2 separate regions of the Homo sapiens genome follow, and region 1 is linked to region 2. Evidence: chromatin loops called from intact Hi-C (ENCODE). Cell type or tissue: breast epithelium. All regions are shown on one strand. Each heading gives the region's core, and the rest is flanking DNA. Links, peaks and the distances in the headings are about the cores only. Region 1 overlaps KIT (KIT proto-oncogene, receptor tyrosine kinase). Region 2 has its middle 23 kb from the start of LINC02260.

Evidence for each region. Hi-C counts contacts between places; a loop is a spot of excess contacts. Peaks named below come from ENCODE experiments on the same cell type or tissue, not always from the same donor. Only the 100,000 strongest peaks of a DNase experiment are listed, where the experiment ranks them.
Region 1: a loop joins it to region 2, with 17 times the contacts of the local background. A loop is called at or near these places in 2 of 110 quality-filtered maps.

Annotation. Positions count from the first base shown.
Region 1 is chr4:54,707,746-54,713,121 of GRCh38, forward strand. It overlaps KIT (KIT proto-oncogene, receptor tyrosine kinase), which reads left to right. Exons shown (of 21, transcript NM_000222.3): 7 at 1,679-1,794. Among named protein-coding and RNA genes, the nearest start is that of KIT, 52 kb to the left of the region's middle. In breast epithelium, for the core only: no CTCF peak of the experiment used is centred there; a DNase peak (open chromatin) is centred at 2,010.
Region 2 is chr4:54,627,919-54,633,294 of GRCh38, forward strand. No RefSeq gene overlaps it. Among named protein-coding and RNA genes, the nearest start is that of LINC02260, 23 kb to the left of the region's middle. In breast epithelium, for the core only: no CTCF peak of the experiment used is centred there; no DNase peak of the experiment used is centred there.

The DNA.
Region 1 (5,376 bases), core at 65-5,064, 80 kb after region 2:
TAGTAGCAATAGTAATACTTCAGGTAAGACATAAGTGCTTTTTTTCTGAAGCATGGTTCTAAGTACTTTACGTGTATTCACCCACTGACCTGAAGCCTCACAGACTTTGTGAGTAGACATTCTTATTTCCCACCATTTTTATAGAAGAGGAGACAGAGGTACAGAGGGGTGAAGTAATTTGACCAAGACCGAACGGCTAATAAGGGCTAAGTGCCTGGATAGGGTTTTGCTCTATTTTTCCAGTCAGGACTGTTGACTGTTGGAAAAATACGGGTGAGAGATGATAGCGTCCTGGGCCAAGGACTAAAGGTTGGAGGGAAGAGGATAAATTTGGGAGGTCTCCAGGTGATTGAGAGGGCAGGAGAGGCAGGGAGGAGTTGAAGATGCCTTTAGGTTGGGTGGTGAGAGACCATACCATTCAGGGAGAGCAGGAGGACGGGGAGGGACAAGTTTCTGAGGAAAGACAGTGACTTTGTTTTGGGGTTTGTTGGATTTGAGATTGATAGTGGGATCTTGAGTGGGATTGTTTAGGTAGGAAGTATCTTTTGCCAAACGCCCTAGAAGCAGAGCCTGAGACAGGGATTCTGAGGCAAGTGACTTATGCAGGGATAGACTGACCAGGGAGTAGGGGAAGAGGCATGGGAGGGAAAGGAGGCAAGTAAGGATGTGGCTCAGATGACCCCAAGCCTCAGTCTTATCCAGGAGCTGAGCGGGGCTTTTGCACCTCTCCAGCTATCAGTCACTTACTGGCTGCAGACCTGGCTGCACGGTCAACGTCTTCCAAGGATTGCGCAAGGGCAATCCTTGGGAGAATGCTGCAGGCAAGTGTTTGGGGGCATGAAAGTAGCTCTGTAGAGGAGACATGGTACAGAGAACCCTGCGCTGGAAGTAAAGACGTGAAGGTTGTGAGCCAGCAGCCAGCAGCTCAGTGTGAGAGAGTGGGCTGCCCAGGGAGCTTGCATAGTGTGAGAGTTGGCACACCGCCTATGGCAAGTTGGTGTTGTGGCCCATGTGGATCGTGTGGGTCGTGGACTGCCCAGGGTGACACATGTACATCGGAGCCCCTGCCAGTAACCCCGACAGGGTTGTAGGGTGCTCAGTGTACACAGCCCTATATGGCGGTCCTGCAAGAAGTCAGAAGCTTGAGTGGCAAATACTGCCAGGAGCACTGAGAAGTCTCCGGGGTGGAGGAAAACCAGGAGATGGGGGTGTTGCAAGAAGGAAGGTGAGCAGTGTGGACCTCGCTGAGGGCCCAGAGTGTCTGTGTGAGGGCAGTGAGCATGTGCATGCAGGGCAGGTGAGTTCAGGACACTGTGGAGAGCAGGCTCCTGCAGCACCATGGGCAGGGGAGGAAGTGGTATGCGGACAGCCCAGGGTGGTGGGGGGAGGGCGGAGGCGGGAGGCGGTGGGCCAGTGGAGAGGCTGCAGCCTCTGTCAGGTTGCCTTTGTGCTTAACCTTTCCCCACTCTGTGGTCTCTCACAACAGGCGTTGGTCCCAGATGGAATATGTGTGTGCGTGTTTATGTATTTGTTAATGTGGATTTTGCTAATACTTACTGAATTAAATGAGTTATATTTTTCCTCAAACAGGCATAGATTTCCAGGTAGAAACTGAAAAAGACATGCCTTCCAAGGCATGCTATCCACAGGTGATTGACTAGTTGTCTTTTCTTTGTAGATACGTAAGTGAACTTCATCTAACGAGATTAAAAGGCACCGAAGGAGGCACTTACACATTCCTAGTGTCCAATTCTGACGTCAATGCTGCCATAGCATTTAATGTTTATGTGAATAGTAAGTAACATGAAGGGCTCCTTTTAATTTTTTATTCTTTTAAAGTTGTGGCTCGTGTTTGTAACAGCTGCAAGGACTCAACTTGTGTACTATGTAAATAACGTTTCATGATAATCTTGACCTTCACAGAGACTTCGTGGTTTGGTGGTTAGAGTGTGTCAAAAAACCAGTTCCTTGTCCTACATTTCACTGATCACATGACCTTGTAGAAGTTGCTCAAATTCTGCGTGCTGCCTTTGAAGTAAACAGAGGAGCCAAACAAGTTGAACATACAGTTGTTTGAGGGAAAATGTATTATTATTGATTGTTGGAATGGGGGGCTAGTGGTTGAATAGGAGCTGAATTACTGCGTTAGGTAGGGAAGAGATGCTATCGAGCCCTGACGTGATTTCTTTGTTCAGTGCTGTCTCTTTTGAGGCTGTGATGTTACTTGTGTTTAGATTGTTCTTCCACTGAGACAAATGCAATACTGACAGGCCCATGGCTCACTACTGAGTACCATGTGGTATGTGGGAGAAGGTAGCAGATGGTTTAGGATGGGAGATGGCCATGGGCACCTGAGCACCCAAGTCCTGCACTGCTGGGGTCCTACCGACCCCACTCCTGCAGCCCACCATGTCTTAGAGAAATGTCTGCTCTGAAGTTGAGGCCAAGGGAGCCCGATCATGAGCTGGACCTTTTGCCAAGTGCAGGGCTTCTTCCTGGCTCCACTCTGGGCCCCGTGTGCATTTCCAAGGAAGGTGCCTCCCACACCATACCTGCTAGTGCAAGGGAGGCCCCTAAAGACTAGGAGTTCCAAGGGAGTGGCCCAATAAATGACTATTGGAATTGGCTTTCCTGGGTGTGTGGAGGATGAGGAGACAACTGGAATATTTCATAGAAAAGAGCTTAGGCGTTATGCTGGGCACTTTATGTGTGTTGGGTTATAGGGTGTTGTGGGAACAAAGGACTGGGGCCAATTCCTTGTCTTGAAGGAGCTTACTTTCTGTACGAGGTGTTGTGGTTTTGTTTTTTTTTGTTTTTGAGACAGAGTCTCTCACTCTCTCTCCCTGTCTGGAGTGCAGTGACATCTCGATTCACTGCAACCTCCACCTCCCAGGTTCAAGTGATTCTCCTGCCACAGCCTCTTGAGTATCTGGGACTATAGGCATCCCACCACACCCAGCTGATTTCTGTATTTTTAGTAGAGATGGGGTTTCACCATGTTGGCCAGGATGGTCTTGAACTCCTGACCACAAGTGATCACCTGCTTCAGCCTCCCAAAGTGCTGGGATTATAGGCATGAGCCACCGCGCCCAGCTAGATGTTTTGTTTGTTTGATTTTGAGACAAACATGTTTTTGTTTTCAAACATGTTGACAAACATGTTGAGCCAGCATCTGTCTCTGTCACCCAGGCTGGAGTGATCATAGCTCACTATATCCTTGTACTCCTAGGCCCAAGAGATCCTTCCGCTTCAGCTTACCAAGTAGCTGGGAGTACAGGCATGCACCACCACGCACAGCTAATTTTTAAATGTTTTTTAGAGATGGGGGTCTTGCTTTGTTGCCTAGACTGGTCTTGAATTCCTGGACTAAAGCGATCCTTCTGCCTTGTCCTCCCAAAGCACTGGGATTACAGGAGTGAGCCACAACACTCAACCTGTGTGAAGTGATTTTACATAATTGTCTTATTTGATGCTACAGCTCAGGAAAGATGGTAGGGTGGGTGGTGTAAGCCAATGAAAAGAAATAGCTGGACAGATTTTTTATTGCTAATCCAGAGTCTTTTGACTATGAACATTTCAAAAATTGTGTTTTCTGAATAAGACATTCATATGAGTTTAGATGAAGAAGGTCACATTCGTGTAATTAAACACATATCTTTATTACTGGCCTTCCCAGAATCCTAATATGCTAATGTGACTTTGCCAGAGGGGGCCATGGGATAGGATGTATATATCCCAAACTCGTTTGATCACACAGTTCTCCCTTTTCAAGGGAAACATTAATTATTATCTGAGTTCCAGCAAACAGTTTTGATTACATAGCATTTCTCTGGTCCTCAATTCAAGTATCTCTAGATTAATTTCAATGTGAATCAGAAAGTAATAGTATATAGAGGCTGGACGCGGTGGCTCACGCCTGTAATCCCAGCACTTTGGGAGGCCGAAGCAGGTGGATAACCTGAGGTTGGGAGTTCGAGACCAGCCTGGCCAACATGGTGAAACCCCTTCTCTACTAAAAATAGAAAAATTCAGCTGGTTGCGATGATGAGTGCGTGTAATCCCAGCTAGTTGGGAGGCTGAGGCAGGAGAATCACTTGAACCTCAACCTGGGAGACAGAGGTTGCAGTGAGCTGAGATCTCACTGTTGCACTCCAGCCTGGGCGACTGAACGAGAGTCCGTCTCAAAAAAAAAAAAAAAAAAGATAATAGTATATAGAGCTTAGTGTATTACCCATGGACAAAATTACCTGCTTCTGAAAAGTCTTAATGTTCATCTCATTTAAGAGATGACCGTAGGTAAATCGGTATCCTTGCAAGCATAATATGCATATTGTTCATACAGAATTTTATTGTGGCTGCTCTTGTGTGATGCTTCTCAACCTTTCTATGTTAAAAGACTTTCTTTTCTAAGATTCCCAATACATTGTGGATCAATACTTCTTGTAAAATATAGTAAAAACCAATTACTGGAAAAGTGAAATGAAAAAGAACAATATACAAAATACAAGCTCGGGTTTTTTTATTTTTTAGATTCAATAGATATAACAATTACTCTTTGTCAAATTGCTCCTCCTCAGTGCTTCTTCTCAGTTTCTGTATTTATCTCCTGTGCACCAGCAACAGCAGATCGTGGGTGGGGCCCACTCCACAGACCTCACTTTGAGAGTTCAGTGGTTGGGAATTTTATGAAGTGAGGTACTTTGTGTTACCACTGTTTCCCTGGCTTTAAGTCCAAAGGGGTGTTTAAATGTGTCTCTTTTCTTCTTTTTTCATGCTTCCATTTGCCAGTGTGTGGTCTGCCAGTTGGTCATGAGATATTGACCTCAGGAAGATGTTTCTGACTTTTCTCTGGTGGGGGCAAAATTGCTACTAGGCTAATTTGCCATTCCAGCAGGCTCAGTTTTAATCAGTGCTGCTGGTGAACCCATGCTTATTTGAAACTAGATAGGATATGTTGTTAGCCTTCCAAAAGGATATCTTCTTGGATTGCCTGTAAGTAGGAGGTCTTTTCTGCATTCTAGGGTATGGGTCTCTAATACCCACCCAGCACTTCCTGAGGTCCCACTGTATTTCACTGGATATACAGATGAGGATCATGTTGGTCCTGACCTCAAGCTCTTCAGAAAGTCTTTTCCTTGAAGTTAGTTTGTTACAAATAACAAACTGACAGAGGCATTTATTTCACTTACCTAACACGTTGGATTTATTGATTTGCAAACGTTTGGACAGAGGTAGTAGCATTTATGTTTGAGCTTTAAACTGTCTATGAGGTACGTCCCAGTTGCTCTTTAGAGATATAGTTAGCTGATTTGTTGATTTTTTTTAATTGAAAAAAAATCTAGTTAACATTATTATGTGGTAGTATTTTTAAAAATT
Region 2 (5,376 bases), core at 231-5,230:
ATAAAGAAAAGAAAAGCAGCACATCTTAGGGAGTTAAGCAACAGAAACAGGTGACTGCAAATTCCTTTCTTAACTCTACCATCAACTCCCTGTGTGACCTTGAGTTTTTAAGACTTATCAGGAATATAGAGAACCTCAGATAACTTCCTAGGGCTATTTTGAACAATACATATTAATTAATTGGTTAAATAATGCAGTGATTACAAATCATTTTGTATATGCAGAGCTTTCACTAAGTAATTCTGCATGACTTACTAAATGACTGAACTAAAAGCAATGGAGTGAAGTTCACATTGTTTTTTTCGCTATATAATGAAAGCTAACAAATATTAAATGTTTATTATATACCAGGTGCTTAGCTTAGATGATCTCGTTTAATTTTTCCCAACAGCCCTAAGTTGTCAATACTTTTGTTTTTCCCATTTTAGAGACGAGGACACTGAGGCACAAAGAAGTTAAATAACTTCCAAAAGTCTTGCAGCCAAAAGGAGCCAGAACGAGGATGTAGACTGTCATAGTTCATTTTTAAAGTTGATGCTTTTACTCATTCTGCCATAATGCTCACATACGTCTGTAAGTCTCTCAAACCATTGCAGGAAAGTTTTGACAATTCTTTCTTTAAAACATTCAGTCCCATGGATGAAATAATGAATAACTAGCACTTATTGAACAATTACTATGTACAACTGCACATATTAAACCATTTAATTTTGACATTAACCCTATGAAGTTGGCATCGATATTATTCCCACTTTAAAGATGAGGCACAGAGATGTTAAGAAACTTGTCCAAGTTCCCACAGCTAGCAAGTGGCAGAGGCCAGCTTTGAACCCTGGGCTGTCTGGGTTCTGAGTTCATGCTCTTTATCAAGAAATATGCCCAATAAATGACTGAAAGTGTAGGGCAGCATGTAGAATGCTGTTATGGACTCAAGGAGTAGACTTGGCCACTAAACTAACTGTGTGACCTTAGGCTTGAGTTTCTTCATCTGAAAAATAGATGTTCTCCCTGACCCTGCCAGCTTTATAATTCTGTAATTTAACATGTGTGAATTTCTTTATCTTTTCTTCTTTCTTTCTTTTTTTTTTTTTTTCTTCAAGGTCTGACTCTAATTGCCCAGGCTGGACTGCAGTGGCACAATTTTGGCTCACTGCAAACTCTGCCTCCCAGGGTCAAGTGATCCTCCCACCTCAGCCTCCTGAGTAGCTGGGATTAGGAGTGTGCATAACATATCCAGCTAATTTTTCTATTTTTTGTAGAGATGGGGTTTTGCCAAGTTGCCCAGGCTAGTCCTGAATTCCTGAACTCAAGCAATCCATCCTCCTTGGTCTCCCAAAGTGTTGGGATTACAGGCGTGAGCCACCACACCCAGACATGTCTGCATTTAGTAATAAGAGTCCAGAGACAACCATTGCAGTTTCAGAAACAAATGGGTAGAAAAGATCGGTTTTAGGAATTTGAAAAGAGGCAGGAAGGATACACAGGTTTGGAGTTTCATTCAGGAGCCCTGGGATGCCGGAATCCAGAAGTGCTAGGGAGACTTCAAGGAGATGAAGCTACTTGGCAAGAGAACAGCATCTTGATTCCAGCAGGAGAGACAGCTGATGTGGCTTATGGAGATATGAACAGAGGGGCCCCACAGGATTCATCTGGAGCAGAGGTGCCAATGGAGAGGAAGGGGGGAAGAAGTGCAGTGTAGTAGACAACTCTGGCATTGTGTTTTGTGAACTGGGTCCTGATATTGGGGAAAGAGTAGCCACAAATCCATTATTCTTAAAATTCAAGGTTTTATTTATTTTTATTTTATTTTACTTTATTTTGTTTTATTTTATTTTATTTTTGAGACAAAGTCTTGCTCTGTTTCCCAGGCTGGCATGCAGTGGTGCTAACCCTAATCCCACTCCAGGTTCAAGCAGTTCTCCTGCCTCAGCCTCCCGAGTAGCTGGGATTACAGGTGCACACCACGACGCCTGGCTAATTTTTGTATTTTTAGTAGAGACAGGTTTCACTATTTTGGCCAGACTGCTCTCGAACTCCTGACCTCAGGTGATCCACCAGCCTTGGCCTCCCAAAGTGCTGGGATTACAGGCATGAGCCACCAAGCCTGGCCTAAAATTCAAGTTTTATGGTCAAGGCAGCATATAAAGAGCACCCCTAAGGGCTTTGCGGTGGGAGAGACATGGTTTGTTCCCTCCTCCACCACTTTTTAGCCTGGGATCCTGAGAAAGTGCCTTAATATTCTCCTTGGTAAAATAAGGATCATACAGACACTGAAGAGGGACTCAGTAAATGCTATTTTCCATCCCAACGGGCCAGGACGGCTTCTACCCAACCCCACCGTAAACCTAAGAAAATCAAAACCCAACTAACTCCTAGCAGTCAGGAAAATCTTTGACCTTGAAGAGGAATGAAGATGTCATGTTTACTCCTGTTGCTCCTCTCAAGTTGCTGTAGATTTCTCAGAGAGCTTAGCCCTGATCTTGGAGAGGCAGGGATGGGAGTACAGTGATAGGCAGCAAAACAAGCAACCCAAAATTAAAAGAGATGAACTTGCTCCCTATGGTAAGTACGGGAGGGTTCTAACAACATCGGAACAGGGGTTTCCCTTCCTCAGTCCTGTTTCCTCACCGCCATCCCAGGTAGAGTCAGCTAGGCAGATGCTGGCCAATGGCTGACCCACTTCAAAGGGCTGTTCAGAGAATGATATTTGCTTATACAGCTTCTCAGGGTCCCCCAAATGGAAGAAACATCAGGCTTAACGTCACTCCAGGGCAAAAGTGGGGAGATGAGAGTGTCACATACATAGATGCACGAGGACAAGAGGGAGAGAGTGGAAAAAGCCGACCTACATTAGCTTCCTATGGTTGCTACAACAAATTACCACAGACAGTGGCTTGAGACAACATAAATTTATTATCTCACGGCTCTTGAGGTCAGAAAGCTAAAATGGGTTAGCAGGGCACCACTCCTTCTAGAGGCTCTAGCGGGTAACTCGTTTCTTTGCCTTTTCCAGCTATTAGAGGCTGCCTGTGTTCCTTGACTATGGTTTTAAATCATTCCTACCTCTACTTCCTCTTCACACCTCTGACTCTGACTCTTCTGTTTCTCTCTTGCAAGAAGCCTTGTGATTCCCTTGGGTCCATCTGGGTAATCCAAGATGTCTCCCTATCTCAAGATACTGAATTAAATCACATCTGCAAACTCGCTTTTGCCATGTGAAGTTAACATGTTCACAGATTCTGGGGATTAGGATGCAGACATCTTCAGGGTACCATTATTCAGGCTACCACACTACCTAAATTTTGGTATCCAAAAATTTGGTTCATCTCCCTATTAATTTGTGACCTCAAACAAGTCACTTCTCTCTAACCTTGCCATCTATATCAGTAGCAGTATTTTACTTGATTTCTTTACTTTGAGGGTTTATGGGGTAATCCATATAAAATGTCTACCACTGAGCCTTGCATGGTGTAAGTGCTAGTTCCCCTCTCCCTTCTCTACCACATGAGTTAACATTGTGGAGATGATGGTTGGGAAAGGGCACTGGGACTCTTGCCAGCTGTCGCAGGCTGAATTCCTGAGAAAATTGACTTTGCAATGGAGATATGCATGCAGAAAGTATATTAAGGCATGGTCTTAAGGTGGACACCTGTACGGGGTGTGAAAGAAGCAGGACTTGGCAGAGGGAGAAGCTGGGCTGCCATGAAAAGGCAACAGAGGCCCATGGGGAACTCAGAGTTGACTCAAATTAGGACAAGGGGCCAGGCTTTTACATCCCTCCATGAACTAGTCATTATATGTGAGTTGCCCAGAGAGGGCCATGACATTGGCCAAGCTGGCTCTCTCCCATGGAGACAATCCTGGGGGGGAGGGACTCATCCGTGACCTACACTTCCAGCAGCTGGGGGAATGCATGCCCCAGTCATGCAGCAAAGACCTGGAGAATGTCCCATAGCATCCACTACAGCAGCTAACCCTCTTGGCTCATTAAGTGAAGACCAGAGAGAAAACAGAAGGTAAGTGTCCTAGCAAGGCTATATACCTCAGAGGTTCAGGGGTTTTGCTCCCAAGCAGGTAAGCCTGAATTCAAATCCCTTCTTCCCATTGTATGATTTGGGACATGCCCTTTAACATCTTTGTGTCTCAGCTTCCTCATCTCTAATTTAGAGGATTTATCTCATAATTATTGTAAGGATTAAAAGGATAGTCAATGTCTCTGCAACCATGGACAGTTGGTCCCATACATGTTAGATTTTGTGGTTAATAGCATTCTCAGAACCCCTTGCCTACTTGTCCTTTTTGGCTCAAATCTAGATGTTTAAAATAGGGGCTGGAAAGAAAAAAGAAGACTCCTACAAGAACACTCATCATGATTTAAGACATGTTTCAGTAAAGACAGGGATCGGGGGTTGGAGGGTGGGAAGAGGGGGTGTTAATGAGAGGTGACAGCGTGCTGGCAGCCCTCGCAGCCCTCCCTCACTCTCGGCACCTCCTCTGCCTGGGCTCCCACTTTGGCGGCACTTGAGGAGCCCTTCAGCCCACTGCTGCACTGTGGGAGCTCCTTTCTGGGCTGGCCAAGGTTGGAGCCGGCTCCCTCAGCTTGCAGTGAGGCGTGGAGGGAGAGGCGAGAGCGGGAACCAGGGCTGCCGGCAGCACTTGCGGGCCAGCTGGAGTTCCGGGTGGGCGTGGGCTTGGCGGGCCCCGCACACGGAGCGACCGGCTGGCCCTGCTGGCTCCGGGTAATGAGGGGCTTAGCACCCGGGCCAGTGGCTGTGGAGGGTGTGCTGGGTCCCCCAGCAGTGCCGGCCCACCGGCGCTGCACTCGATTTCTCGCGGGGCCTTAGCTGCCTCCCCACGGGGCAGGGCTCCGGACCCGCAGCCTGCCATGCCCGAGCCTCCCTCCGCCCCTTGGGCTCCTGTGTGGCCCAAGCCTCCCCCACGAGCGCTGACCCCTGCTCCACGGCTCCCAGTCCCATTGACCACCCAAGGGCTGAGGAGTGCAGGTGCACAGCGCGGGACTGGCAGACAGCTCCACCTGCAGCCCCAGTGCGGGATCCACTGGGTGAAGCCAGGTGGGTTCCTGAGTCTGGTGGGGACGTGGAGAACTTTTGTGTCTAGCTCAGGGATTGTACACGCACCAATCAGCACCCTGTCAAAACGGACCAATCAGCTCTCTGTAAAATGGACCAATTGGCTCTCTGTAAAATGGACCAATCAGCAGGATGTGGGTGAGGCCAGATAAGAGAATAAAAGCAGGGTGCCTCAGGTAGAAGTGGCAATCTGCTCGGTCGTCTTCCACGCTGTGGATGCTTTGTTCTTTCACTCTTTGCAATAAATGTTGCTGCTGCTCACTCTTTGGGTCCACACTGCCTTTGT